Regions from separate parts of the Homo sapiens genome. Here all the other regions are linked to region 5. Evidence: chromatin contacts called from ENCODE Hi-C or POLR2A ChIA-PET data. All regions are on one chromosome and are shown on one strand. The core of a region is the stretch at or near the end of the contact, and the rest is flanking DNA. Distances in the headings are between cores, read along the strand shown.

Region 1 (3,418 bases), core at 322-2,821, 310 kb before region 5:
GTGGTGGCTGGTTTGCGAAACTGTTTTGTCCTGGCAAGCATAAAGATTGCTTTGAAAGGTTCTCCTAGCTTGTGTCATGATGACACTTTATACCGGTGTACTCCCTTTCACGTGGAGTAGAAGTTCCTGGCAAGTTTAGGTGGGATTTTTTTGAGGGGTTCCCTAACAAAATAAAATGAATGTCCTCTTAATTGTATCATCTGTTCAGGTGTTCTATAATGAAGTGTGAATGTTGTACTATGTGTTAATCTATTCTTCCTTTTTTTCTGACAATTCTTTGCAGCAGAACTTGAGTTCTTCCTGAATGAAATATTTCCTAGTTTTCTCTGCCCATTTCATTAGTGAATTTTATCTCATCAGTTCTAATTTTTTATTTGGTTTTGTATTTTGTATAATGTTTTTTATCTAGTGTTACTTTCATATTCAGCTTGCTTTATTCATAATTTTCTTTCTTGCCCTCTAACACACAAGTACATAGGCTTTTTAAAATTTTTGTTTTCAGCCTAAGAGGCTCTGTGCTGATATAGCACAAGCATTTACACTAGGTCTTTAGTTAACATTGTTAAATTTTATCTTAAAAAACAAAACAACCTTGTTTAAGTAAAAGATCTTACAAACTTGAAAACAAATAGATTCCATAGCATTAAAAATTATAAATTGGTTCACATGTCTTTAAAAGAAAAAGAATCAGAGATCCTACTTTTTGTTGATCAGTTACAAATAAGTTGCTTTGTTTGTTGATGTAGCTTAAATAGGCATTGGGATCACAGATTAATTAGAAGAGTCATTTTGAACACAAAGTGACCATGCATTCCGTCTGCTATCTCTTTAAGTAGAATCCAGATAAACATGTTTATTAAACCTGCTGTTGTTGAATCGCAAATCCAGTCATTATAAAAGGACCAAAGCTATCTTTGGGGATGGTCTTTCTACAAGGAATTACTATGGACAGTCCCTTGGGTAGTAGTTAGATATATCTGTATATATTGTGGAAGAAAGAAAGGCCTTAGAGATGAAAAAAATAGAAAATTTTTTTTTGGGCAATAGTCTCTTGCATAATAAGTTATTCCTTAGACACTAGAGCTATTATCAAACAACAAAACACTTTACTATGTAACTATCTATATCTTCCAGCAATAGAAGCTCATACAGTGTAGCTTATTAGGAAAACTCTCTAATCTCCAGGAGGAGCTGACAGAAGTCACCTATGCATCCCTACAGTGTGGGGTTGGATGTAGACTCAGCTGTGGATCTGAGAGAAAATAACCCAATTTTTGCAAGTACTATTGGTGGAAAATAGCAACGACAGAATAACTTTGAAGTATATAAAAGTTTGTACTTTATGTACAAATCAGTTTTCACTAATTTGGTCAGAGTGCTAAGATACTAGTTATTTCATTTTATTTTCAGCTTCTTTGTTTCCACATATTCTGAAATATTGCCTGTCTGGAGCCTGTAGAAAAAATGTGAAAGACAGAAAGACAAACTTTGAACATTTGGAAAATGGTGATGCCGTCGTTTTTATGAAGCAGAGGAAGACAGAGCAGCTTATGTATCAGCGTGTCTGACTCATTCCACTCCCTCTAGGCATAAGATGCTGCCTTCTGTGTGGTAGCATTTATTGTGTATATTTTGGCTCATCCCTAAGAATTTCTTTAAGACAATATTATATCTTTTATAAATTTTACATCTTTGTCTTCTTAATTAGGGAATGTAGCACAAATTTTTTGTTGGATTTTTTTTCCTATTCATATTATTTTCGTACTTAACTACATTTATTAGAAGTTCTAGAAAAAGAACTACTTCTGAGGTTTTGTTTTGTTTTGGTAAAACAATGTTGCACTGTTGCCAGCTGCAGAACTGCAAGTGAGCAATAATTCAAATAAATTAGAATTCCTTATTCAATAACGCAGTGTGTAACCTGATACTTTTCTCTGTGGAGAATTTTAACCTAATATTAATCTTTCCTCTTTAAACTTTAATCTCTTATTTTTAATTATTATGGCCTGAATCTTTGTAAACAACCTAGTCCTCATTTTGTATCTTTAATATTAGCTAGGGCACCATTTGGAGATCTCTGTGTAGGTCTTGAGTGTATGTTGATTAACTTGACATGGTATTTTCTTTCAGTACATTTTGTTTCTTCATCTTAAATTACAACTTTTAACACATACATGAAATGTCATAAAACAAGACTTTTTTCCATTGAGAGAAAACATAAATTTCAAATTTTGTGCTTAAATATGGAAATTAATATTTTGGATTGAAGTGTCTGGGGGGAAAAGTGGTTGACATTTGAATTTCATAAATTTGTTCCAATCTAAAAACCTCAGATATCTTTGAGTTAAAAGTTTAAGACTCTGTTCCACTCTGCACTCCCAAATTATACTTTTCCTTTGATTTCAAGTTCTCTTTTTCACTCGGACAAGCCTGGATTGTAGGTCACATGAGATTCTGTGGTAAAAGACAGCAGGAAGTCTGTGTGGGTTTCTCTCCACTGTCCATGCTGGATGATCTGTTTCCCTCCAAAAGCAGTAGGGAGCCAGTGGAGGATGTTGAGCAGGAAAATGACATAATCACACTTAACTTTGCAAAATCACTGGTGCAGTACAAATAATGAGTCAGAGAGGGATCCAACAGGAGACAGGAGACCATTTAAAAGACAATTGCAAAGGTACACGCAGAAAATCACCTTAAACTAATGCTGTGATGGAAGGGCAGAGAGTGGCAGGTGATGGGAAGGTGAACGAATGGATCTGTGGGCCCAGTGAATGGACTGAGGGGAGGGTGACAGAGAGCTGCACGCCATCCTTCGGGTGTGCTGGTCAGGGCTGCTGGGTGAGTGACCGTGCCAGTCAGGGAGGTCCTCTCTCCTGGAGGAGGATGTCCTTTAGGAAAAGGATGGTCTGGGATGAGCTGCTTATGAGATGCCCATGTGATGTCCAAATGAAACCAGGTCAATAGGTGTATAGTTCCATACTAATCTATGTGGAACTTGATGTGATTGATGTTTTCCTTGGAAAATGTGAAAAAGTGAAACAAGAAGAGAGGCAAATAGCCTGTATGGGAGACAGAGAAGCAGGCTCACAGACAGGGGAGGGACCTCCAGGAAAGAGAGGTGTCATACACCAAGCAAAGAGTGGGCGGCGTGCCAGGTGTTGATGAAATAGGAGAGTGCAGCCCGCCAGCCACAGCCACTGGGTCTCAGATTCTCTTGGGAAGACCCGTTTTAGTACAGTAGTGAGAACAGAAAACAGGTAAGTGGAGAGAAGTGCAGAAATGATAAGCTTGCCTTTTGCCTGGTGTTCACAGAAACTTTGCCTTGAGGCGGCTCTGTGAAAACACTGGGCCAGAGGGAAAGACAGAGGGTGGCAGCTGAAGGCAGGTAGACGGATGCGTGCTGTCTTTGTGTTGGCAT
Region 2 (3,230 bases), core at 607-3,106, 370 kb before region 5:
GATGCTTTTATGTATAATTTCAAACTGTTTTGCAGCCATCAATCATCTTTTTTTCACTATTGATTATCTAGGAGTTATCTATTTTTAAATGGTTTATAATTTATATACTTCTGTTTCCTGTGCCATTAATTTCACTATTATTGAGTAGACTGTCTGCAAAGTTGGAGTTGAGAAAAAAAAATACATATATCTCTAAATACAGCTGTATTAAATGCTTGAAGAAACACCCTAAAACGGACAATTTCTTGTTTATCTATTGTATTTATACTTTCATGTATCATGCTGATAAGTGTAGTTGAGAGTTGTAGTTTGGACTTTAATATTGTATTTAAGAAATAATTTCATTGGTGCACATCTCTATTAGTAGGGAAAACAATTGCCATTGTACATTCAAAATTATTAAATTACTTACTATTAGAGGAACATAGAGTATCTGTCAGATTTCCTCCAGAGAAATAGAACCAGTAGAAGGTACATACACACACACTGGAGATTAATTACAAGGAATTGTGTTATGCGATTTTTGGGTAGCTAGGCAAGTCTGAAATCTGATGAGCAGGTTGGAAATTCTTGGACAGAACTGATGTTGCAGTTTACATGCAGAATTTTTTCTTCCTTATGGAAACCTTAGCTGTGCTCTTAGGCCTTTCATCTGATTGGAGGAGGCTGTTCAGATTACAGAAGATGAGAATGTCCCTCTCTTCAAGGCAACTGATTTCAGCTGTTAGCACATCTACAAATACCTTTAGAGAAACACCTGGATTTGTGTTTGATTGAATAACTTGGGACTATAGCCTCTCCAGGTTACTAAATGTAACTGACAAGAATCCATTGAAAATGCATTGCCAGTTGCTAAGCAGTGTGGATACCCACACTTTCAGGTACCCATACTGTAGGTATCTAAAAACTATGTGTGTATGTATTGAAAGAGCACATTTATGAAGATTTTACCAAGAGATTATGGGAATTAGTAATAAGGAATAGAAGAGGGAATAGGGAATGACATCAGTCATAGTGATATTTACTTATGGATACCAGGAAGAGTCAAAAAACAGAAAACACCGTTAGACTCTATAAAGCACGGAAGAGGACCTAAGGAAGCAAGTGAAGAATTTCTTCTTTTTCAAATTGAGTTTTGTGGGGAAATTTAATGTCCCCTTGAACATCATCAGCCCTGGCATATTAGATTAGGCAGAGATCTGAGATTCTAGACCAATACTCTTACTTTAGAACTGTACAGTTGGAAGTTGGAAACATGAAGACTTTGGAAAGATTCTGTCCTCTTCAATATACACATGGCTTTCGGGAAACCACACTTTCTTGGTCTTTCCCGTACCTTACTAGTAACTCCTTCTCTAGTCTCTTTTGTTGGTTCATCCTCTTCTGCACACACCATTCATGCTGGAAGATGCAGGACTTAGTCTTTGGCCTGTCCCAGGTTTGCCTCATTTTCTTAGGGGTCTTACCCAGTGCTGTGGCTGTCAGTGGTCTCTGTGGGCCAAGAACTCTCAAGTTGGTGATCTCGAGCCAGACCTTTCTCCCAATCCTCCAGGTCATATTTCCATCTGCTGATTTAGTCTCTCCATGTTGATGTCTAATAGGCATCTCAAATTTAATTTGTCCAAGTGGAAAAACTCGTTTATTCTTCACCACCTCACCATCCCTCCCACCCCAATCCACAAGTGCTTGCCTCTCTTACAGATTTTATTTTATTTTTTGAACATTGAGATAGATCTTGCTTGTTGCCCATGCTGGCCTTGAACTTCTGGGCTCAGGCACTCCTCCCACCTCAGCTCCCCGAGTTGCTGGCACTACAGGCATGCCCCACCACACCCGGCTGTAGACTTTCCTGTCCCAGCTGATGAGATCACCATCTTCCTGTTTACATAGGCCATAGCCTTTGTAGTCATCCTGGACTTCTGCCTCTCATAGCTCACATCCTATCTATCATGTTCAAAATAGATTCTGAATTTTATAGCTTCTCATCACTACAATCATCTGTTTGAATTATGCCAGTGGTCTCCTAATTAGTCCTCCCAACTAACTCCGTCTTCCCTCATGGGATCTCTTCTCAGTTTGGTAAACACATTGATGCTGAAAGTGAGAACACATGACTCATTTGCGCAGAGCTCCTCCCTGGTGCCTCAGTTCTCTTAGAGAAAACCCAGTGATGAGGTCTCTGTTGTCACCTCTCAGGCCCACCTTTCACCTGCTGTCTCTCTCCTGCACTGCTCCGGTGTGCTGGGCTCTTCGCAAGGCGTGCCCCCTCTTCAGTGCCCTTTACTATCTGGATTATTGCTTTGCCAGATTTTCTCATGTAGTAATGAGCTGAAACCAGCTCTTATAAGGTGGGCCAATTGTTAAACTTTAAGGAATTTTGTGAACTGGTTGCCATTCTTTTCGTAGGCTGAAATGGGCCACGGTGGAGGCTTTTCACCATAGGAATGAGCAAGCCCTGCATATTAGTTCCTCACTCCACCCCCAGCCTCAGGGGGGCTGCTAACTGTTTACCACCAGGTCACCCTCACGGCTGATCATTACCCTTCATCCCTTTGCTCACCGCTTCCCTTCTCAGTGAGGCCCGTCCTTACTGTTGAATTTAAAGTTGGCGGTACTCCCAAACCTCCTCACCCTGCTCTGTTGTTTCCAGCAGCACTTGTTATTTTTAAACATGCTATGTGAGTGTGTGATTTATGAACTTTTGTTTGCTATTTATCACCTGTGTTCACCCAGGTGCCCACCACAGTGACTGCTACGTAAAAGGCCCTTAGTGAATAAATGAATTGAAAGGTTGTTGCTAATGATGTTAATTGTAGAATCATTTCAAGGCTTCTATGCCAGGTACTAAGAGAGAAAGGGATTTGTTTGTGTGTTTTGTTTTAGAGCAACACTGATGAATTTGAGCCATGTGCATAGATTTTAGGAAATTCCGTGATGAAACTCATGAAAAAGAGGTATAGTCAGTCTTCTAGGTTATCCCTAGACTCAAGTATCCAGCTTGCTTTGTAAAAATGTCAGCGTCATTAGGAACTATGAATCCTTCATGTTATCTCCTACGTTTGTACCTTATTACTAACGTTGCAGTCCTAAAATTGTGAACTTTCTTTTTCGTGAAAATTTACATTTTGGATTACAGTTTAATATTATGTTCCTGAGGTGAGATTCATAGTCCTTATTCTTAAGATTAGATTAAGATAGCTTAGTCTTACATGATTTAGATTTCTTTGGTC
Region 3 (3,147 bases), core at 617-3,116, 350 kb before region 5:
GTAACTTAGATACTAAATTGCAGAACCTCTATATTATTATTATTATTATTATTATTATTATGTCTTAGACAAGCAAAAAATGAAATCGTCTATTTTCAGCAAGTTCATAATATTTATACAGATACAATTTACTCATTATCTTTCTACTAACATTTTTGTTGCTGCCAAAGTAAGTTTTAAACCATGTTTTTAGATTCATCAAACCGTACCAGTGTGTTAATTCTGTAATTTTTGTTTTGGGTATCATAGTGGGGATAAGAAGTAGGTTAATTAATACCAGATGACTTTTTCAGCATTCTTTCATCTCAGTGTTACGGTTTTTTAGGACTGTGATAAGTCATTGGCATTTCATTCATTTAATGGACTATTGCAAAAATATTCATTATAAGACATGGCAGCTGTAAAAATAGTAACACTTATGTATTACCATTATGTTTTGTGTGATTGTGTTTCATATTTTATAAATAAAGCTATTTAGCTTTATTTCTGAATGATTTCTGAGGTCGTACTACAAATATGGACACATGAATAAGTGTGTTAAAATGGTTGAGCCTTAAAAATGTACCTTGGGAGCAGTCACCTTTCCCCACCCATTGTGTCCGCCTCTTTTTATATGGCCTGTAATCCTAGGGTTGGAAAACCTGATTGGACCTCCAGCAAGTACTCTGATGTTAATCAGCCTAGTGTGCAAGACAGAAAAGCTGATAGTCCAAAATTGCACTTTAAGCTAAGACAGACTGTCAGTCTTCAGGAATGGTGGGGAATGGCCTATTTATGTAATCAGATACTAAACCTGGGAGGAAGCTGTCAGGCACATTCTTGTTGTGTAAGCAGCAGGCAAACTGTGCTTTATCTGACAGACAGTGTGTAAATCTGTCCATGCAAAAATCCAAATGTTTAGTTTGCTTCTAGTCACTGTAATAATCTGCTTATTTTCGTCTGCTAGAGCAATGACATCACTTAGCGGAATGTGCTGCAGACAGAAGGCCCAGATAAGGCTATGTTAGTGTCAGTCACTCATTCCTTGATTGGCAAGGAGATAAATAGGAATTTACTCGACGTTTGCTTTCAACTAAAAGAATAGACAACATATTCAGGACAGGAATAACTTTATTTAGCTTGGTTATTTTACATCTGAAGGAAATGGATAGAATACATTGTATCTAATTATAGCTTCTAGGAACGAGTAGCCTACCATATCGATAACGATTGAATAATTGTGCCCAAAGGGTATCTTCTTTGAATTCTTAGGATGTTTGTACTGCTATATATATTTAGTTATTTCATTGACTTTTATATTCGTGTTATATTCAATACCCTTTCATGTTTTTCATTTAAAAAATATTTTTATTTCATTATTTCCTTACTGTAAATGGTAATGATTTTGTGAATATGGATATTTAACTATGAATCTGTAAATTAAATCCTACTCTTGAGGATAAATTGAAGTTTTTAATTCTGAATTTATGACTTTCAAGTCACATAGAGTTACAGATTAATTCAGTGTTTTCATAGGTGCTTAGTGAGAATAGAATATCTTTCCATGATTTAAAGATTAATATTTCATTAGATATTAATTGTGAATAGTATTTTCTTTGATACCCACTGGATAAGACTTAGAACTTTAGGAATTTTCTTTAAAAGTTCTCTAAAATTGTTTAAATTTGTTATTAAAATCTTCATTTTGGTTTTATCCAATACATAATTCCTTTGTTAACTACAAATAATGGATGGAAACATTGTTGGTTATTTTAAGCAGTGAGGAAACCTAGGTCCTAGAGCAGAGTATTTTATGACCGGTAACTTTACAGAACACACGCCAGAGCTCTCACTCAGGAAAGCTGGCTGCACGTTGGATCGAGTGTGGCACACACAGTTCCCTGGGTCTACAGATGCTGTAAGTAGCCAGATATGTCTGGGAGCAGCCAAATGTTTTTCTGAGAATTTTAACAACAGTGATAGGAGAGAAATAAAAAAAAATTAAATCATACATTTATGAAACCCTGATGTTAACCTTATAGAATAAATGTATAATTGCAGTTCTGCTGTTTTTACTATAAAGCTGTAGCTATCTTTTTGTTTTGTTTGCCGAAGTACCAAGATATAAAATGCATTTATGTAGTACTGTATCGAAGTTATTTATTACTTTAATACATGATAGTGGGTCCACATAATTTGTCAAATTTTAATTGGTTTTGTCACTTGTCAGAGTCAAATCTCCCAAATTGTCAAATAAATTTATTTTAGAATCATACATCCTAAAATTTGATAATTCTGAAGTTTTTCTTCTTCAGCTTTGCTTCCCTTTTTGCCAACTCTTATTCATCCTGTTAGTCCCTGGTCAGATCTGTGTTAATTCAGGTAAAAGTTAGAATTCAGTCAGAGGACTTGTTTACTTTATAGTAATTAAAATGTGTTAATATTTTTGCCTGTGTTCCCCAGAGGAAAAGTTTCTCATTATTTCTCACTTTTTTTTTTTTTTTTGAGATGAAGTTTTGCTCTTATTGCCCAGGCTGGAGTGCAGTGGCACGATCTTGGCTCATTGCAACCTCCGCCTCCCAGGCTCAAGTGATTCTCCTGCCTCAGCCTCCCAAGTAGCTGGGATTACAGGCACACACCACTACGCCCGGCTATTTTTTATATTTTTAGTAGGGATGGGGTTTCACCATGTTGACCAGGCTGGTCTTGAACTCCTGTCCTCAGGTGATCCTCCCACCTCGGCCTCCCAAATTGCTGGGATTACAGGTGTGAGCCACCGCACCCGGCTCACTTGGGTTTTTTTTCTAGGTATTTCATACTTCCACCTCTTCTGCTTGTAAGTGACATTGTATGTATTCCTTAGTGCTTGATTGCGTATTATTTTGAAGAATAATAAATATCAGTAATTAATATAAACTTATTTGCTATGCAGAATATTAGAAATTTGGGGAGATATACAACACACATCTCTACATATTCCATGAGGTGTTTGTCAACATGAGGACAAGTGTTTCTTCTGTCTTTTACCACCTCCAGTTCTTAGCTCTTTTGTTTTTGTGAATAGCATCATGTGAATTCCAGTGGAATGTTTTGTCCTTATCTTTTGGTTATTTATACACCATAAGTCTCCTTTTATTTGACTAGTTGCTAGTCTAGATTTTATGAAAG
Region 4 (3,274 bases), core at 15-2,514, 400 kb before region 5:
TATAAGAATGTTATCAATACATTTATGATACTTTGGAGTAGAGACCTGACTTCTGTTAAACTGAACCAAAGTTTTCCTGTTGCTGTTTGATCATTGTTAGGTGGGAATGAACACCATCTGTTAAAGGGTCTCCACCTGGTATAGGTAGAGACAAGAGTCAGTATAAATTATATCTGCAATTTTAACTGGAACTGATTATAATGTTTTGAAGTCATTCATTGTTCATTGTTTTAAGACAGATTTGAGCATTGTGCAAGCAAATGAAGATGTTACGTTGTGTGAGAAAATTGAGATACTCCTACTTGACTTCTCGACTCGTCCTCTTTCATTCTTTGTTTAATGGAAGAGCTTATGGATGTATATTCTACAGACTTTACTATTTCCAATACATTTTTTTCCTAGTGATGTAACTCTTTTTGTTAAAAATTTTCTTGAGTTTTTAAATGATTTATCCTTATACACTAGAACTTGGGAAAATATCTTAAAATAATACTAAACGAGTAAGATTATACTTTGTAGAACTCCAAGCCATCACGTGTGCACTTAGGTTTCCTGCCAAATCTGGAGCAGTGGCTGGATGGCGCAGGGCCTGCTGTGACTGCAGGCCCACACCTTGGCTAGGCCGCGCCCCTTACTTAGGATTACTTAGGTTTTCCTTAGTATGGCTAATGTTGATTGTCTTTATCTTATCTCAGAAAGTCTGTGGCAGTTGTAAACTCTCAAGCTTTTGACAGTGGCACAGTGTGATATGTTGGGAAGTTGATTCACCTGTCAACCTGGTTGTAATTCACCAATCTCTGCTTTAGCCTATGCCAATGGGGGGTTGTAGGAGGAAGGCGAGAGCCAGGGGTGGAGGACCTGAGTTCCAGTTGGTCCCTAAGTAGCTTTATTTCCATGGACATAGCTTTTTGACTCTCAGAGCCTTAGTTTCATTTTCTGGAAAGCAGATATGATAAGATGTGGACTGTTGTGAGGATCAAACAAGATGATAAATGAAAATACTGTAAGGGAAATAAAATGACAACATGTCATAGTGGATAAAGCTCTAGCAGAGGATGATTAAGATCCAGTACCTGAGTTTAAATCCTGTCACCTCCATTTTATTAACTGATGCAATTTGTCCGAGTTACTTAACCTCTGAAACTCCGTTTATTCAACTAAAAATATAAGGAATAATACTCCCTTTAGAAAATTCTCATAAGGAGTAAATAGAGTGAGACTGAGTAAGTGTCCCAGCAGAGTGCTTGACATGTAGAAGCTATTCTAGGACTATGAGTCACCTTTACCTCACACCTATGATTAATTTAGCAAAAATTTTCTCAGGCATGGCATGGTTTTAGGTTCTAAGAATGGAGTGGTGAGCAAAATAAACACTTCTTACCCATAGAGCTTACATTGTTATGGCAGAACTGGAAAGTAAGTGAAGAAGCACATAAATAATTTCAGAAAGCAGTAGATGCCATGGAGATAATAACGGGAAGCAACAGGTGATTGTAGATAGATTGTTTACAGTAGGCACCTCTGAAGCCTTTTTAAGGCTTTTCGGGCAAATTAGCCTGCATTATTTGCAAGAAGTAATGCAAAGAGAGTCCCTGTATTCTGAGGCTGAGTAGGAACGTGAATGATGAGAAAGGCAGCATTAAAGAGTATTCTAGGTGGAGGGAACAGAAAGTACAGTGAAACTGAATTAGGAACTGAAAGTGTTGGGCTGCATGTGCTGAAGGAGGGTCCTGTGGCTGTAACACACATACAGGCCAGCTTGTAAAGAGACATGAGCAGGGTCCCGAGAGTCATGGAGGTAGTCTTCGTTGTGCATGGATATTCATGGGAAGGTTTTCACAGGGCAAGCAAGACTTTGAACAGTCACACTAGTTATGCTATAGTATGGTGCTCAAGTTCCCCTATGATAGTATTTCAAACTTCTGTATCCCCTGCCCCAGTTGTTGGCAACTGAGTATTTTCATCCTAAGTACAGAAGTTGGACAGGATATAATTTCAAGTGTAGAATAAAAATTGACATAGTAAAGTAATATTTGTACCACTTTAAAATGTATCCAATAGAATGTTAACACCATGATGATTTGATTCCCACCGTCCATTCATTTAAAAGTACATGAATAAGTTCTTTAACTGTCAGAAAATTTGTTTTTCTTCTTGAACTCACATCCCTTATTTCCCCCACAGATTTTATTGTATTTGTATGTGGACATATTTTAATGATCATCTTATCATTTCTGGGTATCAGTACATACTCACGGACACATACATTGATGTAAGGTTTTTTTAATTGTTTTATTTTTAAAAAATAAAAGATGAGGTCTTACTATGTTTAGCCTAGGCTGGTCTTGATCTCCTGGGCTCAAGCGATCCCCCACCTCAGCTTCTCAAAGAGCTGGGATTACAGGAGTATGCCACAGCACCTCACATTTTTTTTTTTTTGAGACAGAGTTTCACTCTTGTTGCTCAGGCTGGAGTTCGATGGCGCGATCTCGGCACACCGCAACTTCCGCCTCCGAGGTTCAGATGATTCTCCTACCTCAGTCTCCCGAGTAGCTGGGATTACATACATGTGCCACCACGCTTGGCTAATTTTGTATTTTTAGTAGAGACAGGGGTTTCTCCATGTTGATCAGGCTGGTCTCGAACTCCTGACCTCAGGTGATCCACCGGCCTTGGCCTCCCAAAGTGCTGGGATTATAGGTGTGAGCCACCACGCCCGGCCAGCACTTAGCATTTTTTATATTTTAGTATCTTTGCTCATAAAGCTCTAAGTGTTAAAAATGTGTAGAAAGGATTATTGTAATTACTATTAAAACGATTGAAACAACAAAGTCTATAAAGAGTTTGATAATTATTAAGCATAAAATGTATAATGGTATTGGAATTGAATGACTTACTGAGACTTTAAAATTTTTAAATTTCAATTTTTGTGTCTATGGATGAAATTTATTGCTAGAATAAGGGAAAGTCTAATGGAAAATAATGGTAAATGTAAATGTTACTGAGATACTATAATTGTGGGGCTTACAAATAGAGTTCTAATGATTATTAGCTATATTGCTTAAACAGTACATATGCTCACCTATTGTATATGTTGTTATGATAGGATCAATTACATTTTTTTTAAAGTTAATCTAATTCTAATGAGTACATGGTAAGAATGAATAAATAGAGAAGTGCTTGTGCTTGTTGAGTGTCATCACTTTGATAGACATGGGCATTTAGTCAAAGGATAGTACCCAATAAAAAAGCTAATGGTAATGTTCCTCTTTGA
Region 5 (3,274 bases), core at 172-2,671:
AGGAAGGCTAATAGGAATCTCGAAAATGGACAAATTAAATGCTGCATCAAGCTACTTAGGAAGGTACATTTTGTCCTTCAGTCCGTGCAAGGGACTTTACGGTACTTTCTAGTACACAATTTACAACATAGTTACAGTCAGAACTTACTCCTCCCTTTCGATATTATTATTCAACTTGACACATGCAGCACCGTAAACATTTCGATGGGACTTTGCAGGCCTCTGCAGAGGGCATAGAGGAGCGCCTTGCCAGTCAAGTCGGGCAGCCAGGGACCCACGGAGCAAAGACCTAAGCGGGCATGGCTCCGATAAAGAGTGAGGTCCGTTTCCTCCCTGTTGCTTCGCCAGTTACTAAAGATGAGTGAGGCGGAAACACGACGGTGGGGAGCGCGGGGAATGGAAAAGCCAGAAGGTCTCGCAACAACCCGGTGTCACCTGAATGTCTGCAAAACGTGCCGGCAAAGGCAGCCATGCCCCCACCCCGACCCTGGCCCAGCTGCCCGGGACACGCGCCACGCGGCGGTCGTTAACACTCAGGGGACAGACAACAGTCACACTGCACTGACAGCACGCAGACAACACCGGCGAGGTGCACACCCACACATCCAACGACAGGCTCCGCCACTGCGAGGCGGCTGCCAACCTGGAGGGAACAGGGAAAGCCAGCCGGGTCCCAGCCTCCTTCCTCCGAAGCACGTTTACCTAAACGTCGCAGTTTGCGTCCAGGCTGCTCCCGCTCCACCCTAAAGATTATGTCAACGCAGGAACTGTGGGTGCGCGCGGGCGGCCCGGCGGGGAGCCTCCCCTTCTGGGTCCCGTCGGTTTTATTTCGGGAGCGGGAGGGGGAGGAGGGAGGGCTGGAGGAGGGGAGGGGAATCCCAAATTAAAATAACCCTCAGTTATGAGGACGTTCGGTGGCATCGGATATTCACACCAGCAACAGTCACATCACATTCGCCTTCGCCAGATGGCGGCGGGTTCAACTTCCCGGGATCTCGCAAACTCAGGCTGTGCGCCCGAGCGCGCGCCGGAGTGTGGGCACGCGGGCGGGCTGGGGACTGCGGGAGCGGCGCGGCGCGGCGCGAGCCCGGGGCGAGAACGGGGGCGTGGGGTTGGGGGGCGCCGGGCTCACCGGTTCCGGACGAGGAGGTCTCCGTCCCCGGGGAGCGGCACCGGGCAGTCCCGGCTCAGGGTGACGGCCTCGCGGAAGTTGGGGCTCAGCCGGGTCACCACCAGCTTCTGCATGGCTTGGGGAATGGCGGAGCCCTGGAAGTCCAGGAAGTGGCGGGCGTACGACATGTCCACGATGGCCCGGGCCCCGGTGGGCACCAGCCGCAGCATGGCCTGCGCCTCCGCCCGCTCTCTGCGCCGACGCTGGCCGGGGTCGGCCCCCGCCCGGGCCGCTCGGCTCGGCTGTGCTCTGCTCGGCTAGGGCGGGCGGGTCCGCCCCTCCTCCGGCCGGCGCCCTCCCCCTGGCTCCCCCCTTCCCCGCGTCGCCCGCTCCCGCTCCCCCCGCCTCCCCGGCGCCGGCGCAGCCCCCGCGAACCCGGGCGCACCACCCCGGGTGTCCCGGCCTGGGGACCGCTGCCGCCCCGGCCGCTGCTCCTTTAATCTTTTTGTTTTGGTTTGAATCTGCTCGGCGCAGACTGGCCAAGGATCCTCTCCGCCCTCCCCCTTCCTCCTGGCGCGGGAGAGGCACCGGATATCCCCACCCTCCCCGAGCTCTAAAAGCCGGATTTGACTCCTCTCGGGCAAGGGTGGCGGGGGGGACGGCGGGCAAGGGGGGACGGGGGACTCGCGCGTCCCGCGGTCGTCTGCGGCCCCGAGCCGGCGGCAGCCCCGGGCGTCCCCGGAGCTGCGCGGCGGCCGGCGCAGGCGCCTCCCCTTCCCGTGCGAAGCGTTCACTTCCTTGCAAGGTGGTACGAATCAACCCCGAGCGCGGCCCGGGCGGCGGGGCACGACCGGGGACCCCGGGCAGGGCGGGGAGCCCCTGCCGCCGCTGCCGCACGCGCACCCGTACCGACCGCGGGGCGGGGAAATGTCCAGTGCCTCCCGCTCCCCAGGCTGGTGGCTTCCTGTCCCCGGAACCCCTTGCGCGTGCTTTCTGTCCACGGTCTGTCCCATGCAAGTTGCAGGAACTAAGCCATTTTATTTATTTTGGCCTAGATTTCATGTTTTTCCATGAATGTTTTAAGTAGATCTACAAGACTGTTACAGGTTTCCCATTGGGAGAGAACACACATATAGAAAACCAGAAGGCCAAATTCCCAGAGCACAGACACATTTTAAAGTTCTACGTGGGGATGCCGAGGGACTTAACTGAATTGGAGACGTTGCACTGCTGTGTGAGGACCTCATTTTCGAACCCAGCTAGAAAGATCTGTCGTTCCATCGTGTCCGTTTTCTCCCTACTGGCGTGCATGGACCAAATGTCAATTCACTTTTTATAGAGGGGCCAAATTAAATATTTCCACACTTTTCTGTGATGAACTAAGTCCATCTTTACATTTTTATTTAAATTGTAAAATTTAATTTTAAAAATATCTTGCTTTTCAGTTACCCACGAATTACCAAAATATAAAAGCTACTCTGGGCTCCTCCCCAGCCAAATCTAACCCCCCAACCTGAGATTGCAAAAGCGACACAGATATTTTTCCCCCCAAATGTAGGACATGCTTCACCCAAGGGTAGTTTGGATGCACGTGGTTGCGTGTGTATGAATGTGCAAGTGTGTGTATGTGTATGTGTGTGTGTTGGGGGGGAACTAACAGGTTTAAAAATCTGCAGGAACTAATGTCTACTTAACTTAGAGCATATGGGTTTTACCCGGTATCAGCCAGTGGGTTACAATAACAACACTGAATGAATTCCTCCAATGTACAATCTTTTATGTTATGCTGTATTAAGATTTCTTTTTTTTGTCATATTGTTTAGCTCCGAAAAAAAGAAAACAAAGCAATTAAAAAGATTGACAGGTATGGTTTGTGAGAGACCTATTTGTAATTGTCAGGGTGACGTTGGCGAGAGGAGGAGGAGTAAAAACTGAAGCAGGAAAAGCAGCTCGATGTGTCTGTCTATCAGTTGAGACTGTCTGAAAGCTCTGCGATCCGAATGTGTGTTATATTTCACTGAAAAGAGGAGAGAGCGAGAGTGCATCTCCCTCTCTCCCAGGAGTTTGAGGGGGGGGGGGACAGTCCACGCTCATCTCGCCCACCCAGTGAATGTCTGCTCTTCACCCCCTTTGCACACACTCTCCGGGTTGTTGTTGCCTTTT

Evidence for each region. A loop is a pair of places that touch in the nucleus more often than their neighbours do. ChIA-PET counts read pairs that join two places held with the same protein, here RNA polymerase II (POLR2A). Pooled maps may share reads with other maps.
Region 1: a map of PC-3 shows a loop between it and region 5 (17-fold over the local background). The contact joins the enhancer-like site here to the promoter of PTGR3 in region 5. A Hi-C loop is called at or near these places in 11 of 168 maps with a recorded cell type or tissue (Calu3, IMR-90, MCF 10A and 8 more), 11 of 37 single-sample maps with no recorded cell type and 22 of 50 pooled maps. POLR2A ChIA-PET finds 5 or more read pairs at or near these places in 3 of 52 experiments (CD4-positive, alpha-beta T cell, CD8-positive, alpha-beta memory T cell and activated naive CD4-positive, alpha-beta T cell).
Region 2: a map of endothelial cell of umbilical vein shows a loop between it and region 5 (2.1-fold over the local background). The contact joins the enhancer-like site here to the promoter of PTGR3 in region 5. A Hi-C loop is called at or near these places in 1 of 168 maps with a recorded cell type or tissue (endothelial cell of umbilical vein) and 1 of 50 pooled maps. POLR2A ChIA-PET finds 5 or more read pairs at or near these places in 3 of 52 experiments (OCI-LY7, activated CD4-positive, alpha-beta T cell and activated naive CD4-positive, alpha-beta T cell).
Region 3: a loop to region 5 is called in a map of Right ventricle myocardium inferior, with 8 times the contacts of the local background. The contact joins the enhancer-like site here to the promoter of PTGR3 in region 5. A Hi-C loop is called at or near these places in 3 of 168 maps with a recorded cell type or tissue (GM12878, Right ventricle myocardium inferior and sigmoid colon), 4 of 37 single-sample maps with no recorded cell type and 8 of 50 pooled maps. POLR2A ChIA-PET finds 5 or more read pairs at or near these places in 2 of 52 experiments (CD4-positive, alpha-beta T cell and HEK293).
Region 4: a map of ascending aorta shows a loop between it and region 5 (4-fold over the local background). The contact joins the enhancer-like site here to the promoter of PTGR3 in region 5. A Hi-C loop is called at or near these places in 2 of 168 maps with a recorded cell type or tissue (GM12878 and ascending aorta), 23 of 37 single-sample maps with no recorded cell type and 15 of 50 pooled maps. POLR2A ChIA-PET finds 5 or more read pairs at or near these places in 2 of 52 experiments (MCF 10A and OCI-LY7).

What each region holds. Positions count from the first base shown.
Region 1 is chr18:74,896,605-74,900,022 of GRCh38, forward strand. The region is part of intron 7 of ZNF407 (zinc finger protein 407); the gene reads left to right. Among named protein-coding and RNA genes, the nearest start is that of ZNF407, 300 kb to the left of the region's middle. Within about 2 kb of position 1,572, at least 2 of the 41 ENCODE cell types and tissues checked have a DNase peak (open chromatin) inside an H3K27ac peak, as active enhancers do; they include IMR-90 and PC-3, where a contact is called at or near this core.
Region 2 is chr18:74,838,840-74,842,069 of GRCh38, forward strand. The region is part of intron 4 of ZNF407 (zinc finger protein 407); the gene reads left to right. Among named protein-coding and RNA genes, the nearest start is that of ZNF407, 240 kb to the left of the region's middle. Within about 2 kb of position 1,857, at least 2 of the 41 ENCODE cell types and tissues checked have a DNase peak (open chromatin) inside an H3K27ac peak, as active enhancers do; they include endothelial cell of umbilical vein, where a contact is called at or near this core.
Region 3 is chr18:74,860,454-74,863,600 of GRCh38, forward strand. All of the region lies in intron 4 of ZNF407 (zinc finger protein 407), which reads left to right. Among named protein-coding and RNA genes, the nearest start is that of ZNF407, 260 kb to the left of the region's middle. Within about 2 kb of position 1,867, at least 2 of the 41 ENCODE cell types and tissues checked have a DNase peak (open chromatin) inside an H3K27ac peak, as active enhancers do.
Region 4 is chr18:74,805,592-74,808,865 of GRCh38, forward strand. All of the region lies in intron 4 of ZNF407 (zinc finger protein 407), which reads left to right. Among named protein-coding and RNA genes, the nearest start is that of ZNF407, 210 kb to the left of the region's middle. RefSeq lists enhancers at 354-1,553, 1,538-1,587. Within about 2 kb of position 1,265, at least 10 of the 41 ENCODE cell types and tissues checked have a DNase peak (open chromatin) inside an H3K27ac peak, as active enhancers do; they include GM12878 and OCI-LY7, where a contact is called at or near this core.
Region 5 is chr18:75,207,718-75,210,991 of GRCh38, forward strand. It overlaps PTGR3 (prostaglandin reductase 3), which reads right to left and starts at 1,422. Exons shown (of 2, transcript NM_175907.6): 1 at 1,133-1,422. The coding sequence starts at 1,341. It overlaps TSHZ1 (teashirt zinc finger homeobox 1), which reads left to right and starts at 3,080. Exons shown (of 2, transcript NM_001308210.2): 1 at 3,080-3,274. RefSeq lists silencers at 896-1,071, 1,097-2,136 and enhancers at 927-1,857, 2,897-3,191.